Linked DNA regions of Homo sapiens: region 2 is linked to region 1. A link is an interaction called in ENCODE POLR2A ChIA-PET data of the cell type or tissue named here. Cell type or tissue: MCF 10A. All regions are shown on one strand. Each heading gives the region's core, and the rest is flanking DNA. Links, peaks and the distances in the headings are about the cores only.

Region 1 (5,835 bases), core at 1,969-4,468:
TGCTCTGCCACCACATTCTGCACCACACTGCTTTGCACTTGTTGGTTTTTCGTGTCTTTTTTCCCCCCTTAGATTTCAGTGAACTTGCATTTCCTCTGGGACTAGGCTTAAAAATCAGCACATGAGATAAATTGCATATAATCAACAATATCCTTGAACATCCCTTAAATTACTTCATGCAAGATGATATATTTATACAACTGATGTACACACACTGCATCTGTGTGTAGACAATGTGCAGACAGTGTGTTAAAATGTAGAGTGTTGGTTAAGATCATGGGCCCTGGAACCAGACTACCTGGGTTTAGATCTTAGTCTTACAATTAATTAGCTTTGTAAGCTTAGGCTAATTATTTAACCTCTTCATGCCACAGTTTGTTCATTAGGAAAATGAGAATGACAGTCACACTCCTTTCATACAGGAGTTAAAAGGATTAAAGAGAGTATATGTAAAGCCTTTGGCACAATTCCTGAGACTCATATATGCCACTCTTTATTATTATTGTACATTTATATATGTGCAATATATACAGCAATGCATACATAAAATGTAATTTTAAAATAGCTCAGTTACATAAACTTGAGCATATAGTTGAGTAAATTAAACACTTGTCTGCTGTAATCCCCTCCCACCAACCTGAACATTCCTCAAAGCAGCAATAAAACTTAATTTTGTGCTGATTTTAAAGCCCCTCTAGTTGCTACGTGGCTTGCACCAGGGGCTGCTCCCTTACAACTAGCTGAAGCCCAGTGTCTACATTTATGAAGGCAGAAATGAATCTTCCAATGAGTTTAGCTGACATGCAGTCGTGTGTGACATCTTTGCCTCCTGTCATAGAGGTAATTGAGGGACCCCTACCTTGGATCAGAAGTCTTATTTAAACTAGACCTTAGACCTCAGGATTCTGCTATGATACCATGTCTGGTTCCACTTGATGGCTATTGGGATGCCATAGTAACTAGGGGAACATATGTGCAATTATATCTAGTGACCAACCTTTGAATATGACCTAGAATAATGAAACTATGCTTTCTATCTCTTCTTCTTTCTTCATCTGGATGTGGAAAGGACAGTGGCGACAGTGGGTGCAGTGGTGGTGGCTGCTTTAACAGCAGTAGTGGTGATGTTTGCACTAGTGGCAGTGGTGGTAGTACAGATCATGGCAGTAATGATGGCAGCAGCATTGGTTAGTTGGAGTGTGGTGGTAATGCTGTTAGTGATTATTGGCATAGCAATGAGGCATATTAGTGGCAGCGGTGGTAATATGGTGTTGGTCATAGTGACCGTGATGGCAGTTGTCTCGCTGGGCACGGTAGGATGGTAGTGGTGCTATTAATGTGATAGTGGTAGTGGGAATCATCGTGTTGGTCGATGCTGATCATGATTTGATGATGGTGGCACTGTTGGTGATGGTGAAGGAGATTGTGATTTCCGTAATTTAGGTCAGTGTTTTAACCTGAATTTCAGAAGCAGGAAGTTGATATTGGAGAAAATGCCCCCAAATATCTCATATACACCCCAAATTGTAAAATATTTTCCTAAGTCTGGGTAACATGGGCAAAGCATCCAAATGAAAGTAACCAATTCCCGTGATATAATTTGCTGATAGAGCTGACTGAGTATTTCACAAAGTGTGGTCCTGTGAACACTCATCCAGCAGAGGGATCCATAAAAACTAAACAAGCATGGGAAGCCCAGGGACTTCTGTCCCCTTCTTGGAGAATTACTGTGCACATTAAGGGCTCTCAAAGGATCCGCAATCTGCAGTAAAAGTCTGTTTCACTTTGTTTGCCCTCGTGTTTCCCAAACATATTTGATCACTTAACCCTTTTTCTTTGGGGAAGGTAGGTGCCTATCAATCATTAGGTAGAACAGTTAGAGAAACAATATAAACAACACTTGAAATAAAAAGAAAAATAAAACTTGAAAAAAGTTTCCCCACAGGGACTAATTTTCAGGTGCTTAGTGAGAATGGGCAACTTTAGGTTATTTTAAATGTCTTGTATTGCAAAGTGGAAAAGATCATCTTAAATTTACATGATCAGAATTGTGTACAAGGAATCCATTAGACATGTAAATTAAGAGTATTATTAGAAACAAACCTCAAAAATGAAATTGCATTAACTACATCAAACATTTACAATCTAAGAAACCCATATCCTTTTATTCTATACTTATAAAATTAGTAATTTGATCATTATAGAAAAGTAGCCCTTGTTTACGTTGGAGCCCAGTGCTAAGTTAATAAAATAACCTTGGATGACTGAAAGGAAGTGGTCTCTCTATAGCCAATGCCAATCTGTGGTTCTCCACTAGCACATAAGAATTGCCTGGGATGCTTGTGAATAATTAAAGTGCCTAAACCTCACTGCCAGTAAGCAGATTTGGTTACAATCTGGAATTTGCATTTTTGTCAATGACATCAATGCAGACTTCACTTTGAAAAATACCAGAAGGAACTGACATTAATATATTGTCTTCTATCCTGTTCATTCTACCCAATGTCAATTTTAGGAAAAAATCTTGTTTCAAGTTTCCTGTTCCTGTAGCAGTTTCAGGAGCAGCCCAGGCAAGGGAGGTTGACTGGTGGGCCAAGCAGGTCTCTTCCCTAATACAATGCTGTTAACCTCAAGGGCAGAGTCCACAGCTCCATCAGATGTGCTTAAAGAATTAAGAAAATGGCTTCCTGATTTCTACAGTGATTCCTTCCCATTTAGTGAGTAATCATTAGTCTTAACATGAATAATGCAAAAAAGGCAGCTAAGCAGTTTAAATTTTATCCATAAAATTAAGCCCTGTGTTTCACCACAGCATTTAACTCCATGACCTATTTTATTGAATCCCCCGCATATCTTGGACAGCTTCCTTGAGTGTAAATTACCATGAAGGTAAATTGAAAATGTATCAAGAAATGGGCAAGGATGTTAATGCAGAATCAAGGCATCATCGAGCTTCAGTTGTTATGAAGATTTTTTAAAGTATCTTTCCAATACAGTTAAAGTGAAAAGAATTGATTTGATTAACAAGGCTTTACCTTTCTTAGGTTACCATCTGCCTTCAACATTGTAGGTGATTCAGTTTCAATGTCCCATCCTCCAGAAAACGTGTTCCAACCTGTTCAGAGCTTCTTTCGGGCTCCTGACACTTCCCTCATGTGTTTCTGCCCAGCAGTGACTACCCATCTGGAGACTGTCCAACTCCCTTGGGACTTTATCCCCCACCCCCAACCCCATCCTGTGAGAGCAGGGCTCCCATCATATTTATTTCTGAATCCACATTGCTGGTACACTCTCTGGCTTGAAGTGTGTGCTAAACTGTCTGCTAAAGAATCAGTGTGTTCCCCTCTTGACTTAAAAGCAGGAAAGGAAATGTTATTTGTAGTGAAAACAAGGAGGCAGGTAGGGGAAAATTCAGATTCTACTGATATTTCTAGTGTGCTTTCCAACCGTGTATCTGCCCCTGAACTATCCCTATATTAGTCATTTGAGTCTTACGCCATGCCTCCGAAGTGTGTGGTATTATTTATTCTTATTGCACAAGTGAAGGGAATAGGGTATAGAGAGGTTAAGTAATTTGCCCCAGGTCACACAGCTCATAAGTAGCAGAGGCTCACACTTAGGTCTGTCTCTGCATGCTGGACCTCAAATTCCTGTTACTGCAAAGCCTGGCTTGAAAGGACAGTTGAAGTAACAGATTGCCCAGGCTCAGTTATTTGTTAATAGAGGACAGAGCTGCTTTGCCTAGATTCCACACATGGAGGATGTCCAGTGCAGTGTTGAGCAGCTTGCCTTCAGCAGGAGCAGACTTTATGCCCAGCCAGAACTGCCTGATTACAACCTGTCCTCACTGCCTGCTCCCTGGCTGCCTTTCTTCCTATGTGAGGTTCCTGCCAGGTCTGAGGATCCCAAAGAGAAGGTAATGAGTTTTTGAGGGGCCATGAGACCCTAGCATTTGGGAGTTCTGGTGAGTGCTTTTTAAAACCCACCTACTGCGAAAAGATTCTGGTCAGTGGGCAGAGAGACACAGCTGGGTGTTAAATGATGGGAGACAGAGGCTTGCAAAAAAGGAGATTCTAATGCTCCAAAAGCAGGCAGGACCCCAACGGAGCACCCCTTCCTCTGGAAGCTATGTAAGGGCTCAGACACACAGAAGGTGCTGCCAGCCAACCAGTGCCACATGTCTGAGACTCAGAGAGATGATTGCAGAGAAAGGAACAGGAAAAAGAAGAAACAAAAACATCCTTTCTGCCAGGTGTGGTGGCAGGCATCAATTTCAAAGGCCTCTTTGTGACTGGATTGAAAAAGCCAGGAGCAGGGAGAAGAATAGATCCAGGTGGCAGGCCTATAATCCCAGCACTTTGGGAAGCCAAGGTGGGTGGATCACCTGAGGTCAGGAGTTCGAGACCAGCCTGACCAACATGGTGAAATGCTGTCTCTCCTGAGAAATACAAAAAAAATAGCCAGCGTGGTGGTGGGTGCCTGTAATCCCAGCTACTCGGAAGGCTGAGGCAGGAGAATCCCTTGAACCCAGGAGGCAGAGGTTGCAGTGAGCCAAGATTGCGCCATTGCACTCTAGCCAGTGCTACAAGAGCAAAACTCCGTCTCAAAAAAAAAAAAAAAATCCTTTCTATCCAGGACCAAAGGGAAGTTTAAACCCTATGAAATATTGCTGCTTTGTTGTTTACTTTGCCAAATTCTTAAGAAGTTGCACACAAAGAAAGCAGGACATTTGGAAATAAAGAAAGAGAAACCTCATACTGACAAGCTCAGGCACTGAAAGATTCTGAAGACCAAAGTGGGCTTTATAGTGTGCAGGAAGAGTTTGCTGATTGAAAGGAAGACTCTTCACACACAAAGAAGTAAGAGAAATTGAAGCCAGACAGAAGAGCACATATTCCAAGGGCACTGAGGAGAGAGGGCAGATGATCACACTTCCAGTAATGGCCACCGTGGTCCCAGCTGGCCGACTGTGCTGCCAGAGGGCTAGGCTCCATTTTGGAGTAATGGGAAGACCTGGATCTATTCTTCTCCCTGCTCTTGGCTTCCTCAATCCAGTCACACAGAGGCCTTTGAAATTGATGGGCACTTCTGGCCAGCAGGACACAGGGCGGAGCAGTAAATAGGTGTTCTCAAATTCATTTGGATCACACAGTTGAAGAGCTCTCTGGAGAAACAAAAAAAGATGCAAAACATTAAATAAGCTTGAAGACTGATAAGGAAAATAAAGACAATGGTGCTAAAATGGCCTCAAAGTCTCAGTAGCCACAGCCAGATCATATTTTCCAAGCTTCACTTAGAGGCGAGGTTTAATCACAACAGTCTGTTTGTAAAGGCATGCATAACCATTTAGTTGAGATTCTGGTCTTTTTTATGTTTTTTCTTAACATGCTACATTACCCCAAGCTTCTTTGTTACTTGATTCTTAACACCACTTGTGACAGTTGCTCCTGATCTCTTAGATTTTTGTCTTTCAAGGCCTTTGTTTCCCAGGGTGCACTTCAGCCAACACAACCAAGGGAAGAAGAAAATGGGCAAAAGTGTGCATGAGGTGGTAGGGGCCAGACTGTGCTTGTGCCCACAGAAACACCAAGCTTCTCCCAGCAAAAGCCCCAGAACTGAAGTCTGCAAAAGGGAAGAGGCAAATTAGTAATCATTCTGTGCTACAGAGCAGCCACGTCTGAGCATTACCTAATGCTTTTCTCAATTGTTTTGACACATGTAGTTTTGTTTTAAATATGTATGGTAATTTTTAATAAAATGCTGATAAGTGTGCCAAGCCATTCTCTGTGGAAATAATGAAGTCTTTACAGTTTGGAATGCTATTAAGTCTTTGCT
Region 2 (3,706 bases), core at 735-3,234, 52 kb before region 1:
CCGAAGAGTGTGAGGGGATGGCCAGTCACATAAAGCAGCCCAGTTTTCAAGGAGCTACTCTTGGAAAACCCTCAAAAGCAGCAATTCTGCTACCAGCTCAGCTCACCTCTGGTTTGCTGCAATCCAGCCAGGTTTTAGGTAAATAATCACAATGAGCAAATGTGCCCATCTGGAAGGACTGGTCTAACACATCCCATAAGCTTACATTTTAGTTTTCAAACTCTTGCTATTATATTGCCATTGGCAAAAGATGCAGCAGTGCTTACTACTTCCCTCCTTCTGTGGCTCGGGCACTTTAGTAATTTAGAAATGCTTCTTCTTCATCTAGAGAAGTAAAAATAATTATAATAGAAAATGGGTAATTTGCAGCTACAATGCCAGGCTGATAATCAAAACCTTGTAAATGGAAACATAAGCATATGTTTATCACTTCTTGAAATTAGAATGCAATTGAAAGTAGCTGTGGCCTCAAAGAGAGGGCATTATGGAAGGGAAGGCAGACTTACTTGTTAGTTGGAGACCTGCCTGCTAATGAGGCTTTTACGTTGCTGTTGTCTCAGGAGCAGTGAATAAAGGAAAGCATCCCTGAGAGCTGCTCAGCTTGTTCAGGGGACCCTCAGGTAATCACTTATAGACTGATCACTCTCTTGCATAAAACCACGCAGAGGCTTACCAGCCACCACCGTCAGGATCAAGTTTGACCTTGTCAACATAGAGCATAAGGCCCTTGGCAGGCTGGCGCAGGCCTCCCATGCACCTTAGCCACTCTGTTGACCCTGCTACTGCCTCAGCATGCTCCATGGCCTCTCACATTCCAAGGCCTTTGCAAATGCTGTTTTCTCTTCCCAACTCATTTACCTGCCTAACTCGTAGTCATCCTTCAAAACTCAAAACATCTGTTACTTCTTCTTAGCATCCCCCTCTTAACCTGACCGAGCCTAGGGCTCTCCTCTGCCCACCTAGGCTCCCTGTGTTTCCATTTGTGCCAGCTCTTACCACCCTGGGCTGTGACCGTCCTTAGCCTTTCTACCTCCCACCAGCACAGGCAGGTGAGCATCTAAGCATGACTGTGGTGTGTCTTTGTCTCCCTTGTTCTGGCATACTGCCTGACTCATAGCTGCTGTTTGATGTTTGCTGAATGAAGGGATTATTAATGGCAGTCAAGGACTTTGGAACCATTTTAAAGTTTGTCTTTGAAAAGCACAGTTATGACATAGAGTCATTGATAACATAAATCCTATAATGCATTCCACAGCCAGTTGGGCTGCTTGGGTCCTCTGTGTCTGTGTTCATTTTTGTGATAGGCTTAGGTTGGATCATGAGTTAGTCCTGCCCATTTTTCACATCAAAGGCAAAATTGGCCCTAGAAACATAATAGTTTTGCCTCTGTACCATAATCAGGACAGCAATGTGTTTGCTGCTTTGCATCTTATTTTTGTGATATTGTTATAAGTACTGAAGGGCACACAAATGCTTTCGGCATCTGAAGGAGGTCAGTTTCATTAATGAATCAGTTGTGAGCTCAGAAAGCAAGTTTTCTTACTTTTGCCCTTGCTTTGTAACCCAGCGTCTGGCTCTCTCTCTCCCTGGTGGGCCCACAGGCCTGCTAGTGAATGGGCATGTCTGCCAGTGGCTTAGTTTTTCATCACCATCCTTATTCTGAGTCAGTTCCAGGCTCATGGATCAGTAGGGACACACTGTTTACATTTAAATCAGACCCCTGGTTTGAAGTTGACTTTATTTTTATCTGCAGATTAATTGCCAAATGCTTAGCTTTTCAGCTAATCAGGTACCTCTCATGCTCCTATCCACAGGGAAGTAAAGGGGAGCTAAGTGCGAATCCTGCCTGAAGGATCCCATTCATAAGACATAGTGAGCATGATGGTTTTGGGAGCTGTCCCAGTGTAAGACTGTGTGTGCTCTGTACTCTACTAGCTCCTGGACACTGAGGGACAAGAGGGGGGAGCAGAAGCGCTGGTCAGAGGGCACTATTTGCCCTTGACCAGATCTCATAGCTTGTCTCCAACCTGCTGATCTACGGAATGATGAGGCTAAACTAGAAAATGTCTCTGGTCCCTTCTACCTTGCTCTGAAATGCTGCCACGCCCCAGGTTCGAGTTACAACGTGTTGCTGACTGTGACTCAAGCAGTGAGTGAATGGAAGTAGGGGAAGAAAGTCTAGGCAGCTACGGTTTGCTTGAGGAGTTTCTGGGGCTGGAATAGGGTGGGGCTGTGGGGAAGCTCATTTATCCATTCAGCCAGAATTTCGTAAACCTGGCTTATGCCCCAGCTGGGACAGAGCTAGGCACAGAGACCTTGAAGGCAACAAACTGAGCCCTCTCGGGCATCCTCCTGACCCCAACACGTGGCTACTACACTTAGCAGTCAGCTGTTTGTTTCCAAAAGTGTCAGTGCTGGCTGTATTTGCTAATATAGTCAAATAACTTTATTAAATATTATATAAACTAATGAGCTATGAGTATAAAAGGAAAGAGTAGGTTTTGCTGATAAATGATCTGTTTGATTGCTCAGAAAATAATGGCTTCAACTCACATAAGCATTTTATAACTCCTGATTTCCATTATTTTTAAATAGAACAGTTTTTTTTTAAATTATGGGGGTTTTAACAATATCACCTTTTGCATTATTCCATGGCACATTGAGAGGTGTAAGATATTTTGCATTTGAATTAAGAAACACACACACACCTTAGTCCCATGTTATTTACAGGATGACCTCTTAGGAGCCATTTAATCCAAACATAAGTAATTTTATAAAATGGAGTAGGCACAGAAAATGATAGAATAACACCAATACAGTGACATTTATGAAGCAATGACTCCATAAACTGCAACTTATGGCACCACCAACACCCCTGCCCCCGCTGCCAATCTATCCTTTCCTTTAACATTTTAACTCCATTATTTCAATAAAATGAGAGTAAAATACTTATCATGAAACCCATTTTGTACTTTGAATCTTTTTAATCCTCTCTTAGGTGAATGTGCCTCTCACTGGTGAGGCGCATACCTGCTTTTCTCTGGTCACTTTTGCTTCTGGACTTCTAGAAGTACAGCCAAAACTGTTTGCTCTCACAGAGGCAGAGCTGCATTTGGTTCTGTGGTGATTCCCAGCTTCTCTCGAGGAAGAGAAGATGCGTGGTTTATTGGATCTCAATACCCTCTCCCAGGGGAAGAGGCTGCAGGACATCTGTTTGCTTTTGCTTTCAAAATTAAAGTGGATGTAATTTGGTTTTGAAAATTTTGCAATTTCACTTAAAAACATTGCTGTTGGGAACCAGGGAGTCAATGTAGTAAAGTCCTCACAAGGGCCTCTCTTGGGCCCACTGAGAAGTGCTGTTGCCCCCCATAGGCTGCTCTTGCTCATACCCAGGTCCTGAGGGGCCATGCTACACAGCTCAGCAGAGACACCTGGAACACCTGGCAGGGTGGGGTCGAATCTCATCTCAGCTCACTCCTCCTTGCTGTGCAATCTTGGGCAAACAAGTTCAGTTCTCTAAGTCCCAGTTTCCTCATCTGCAAAGGTGGAGTAATAGCATCTAATTGAAATATGTGTGCCCCTTAAATGGTTGGAAATATTAGTCAGTGCAAATGCTTATTCTTTATCTTTCCTTGGATTGTTCACCCGGAGCCATTTAACCTCACTTCTGAGTCCCCTTACACACAGTGATGTTGATCATCTGGGT

What was found. ChIA-PET counts read pairs that join two places held together with the same protein. Peaks named below come from ENCODE experiments on the same cell type or tissue, not always from the same donor. Only the 100,000 strongest peaks of a DNase experiment are listed, where the experiment ranks them.
Region 2: POLR2A ChIA-PET joins it to region 1 with 5 read pairs; 1 of 35 experiments calls an interaction of 5 or more read pairs at or near these places.

The regions. Positions count from the first base shown.
Region 1 is chr3:139,599,093-139,604,927 of GRCh38, reverse strand. The region is part of intron 4 of NMNAT3 (nicotinamide nucleotide adenylyltransferase 3); the gene reads left to right. Among named protein-coding and RNA genes, the nearest start is that of RBP1, 62 kb to the right of the region's middle. In MCF 10A, for the core only: no CTCF peak of the experiment used is centred there; DNase peaks (open chromatin) are centred at 3,157 and 3,517.
Region 2 is chr3:139,652,243-139,655,948 of GRCh38, reverse strand. The region is part of intron 1 of NMNAT3 (nicotinamide nucleotide adenylyltransferase 3); the gene reads left to right. Among named protein-coding and RNA genes, the nearest start is that of NMNAT3, 24 kb to the left of the region's middle. In MCF 10A, for the core only: no CTCF peak of the experiment used is centred there; a DNase peak (open chromatin) is centred at 2,178.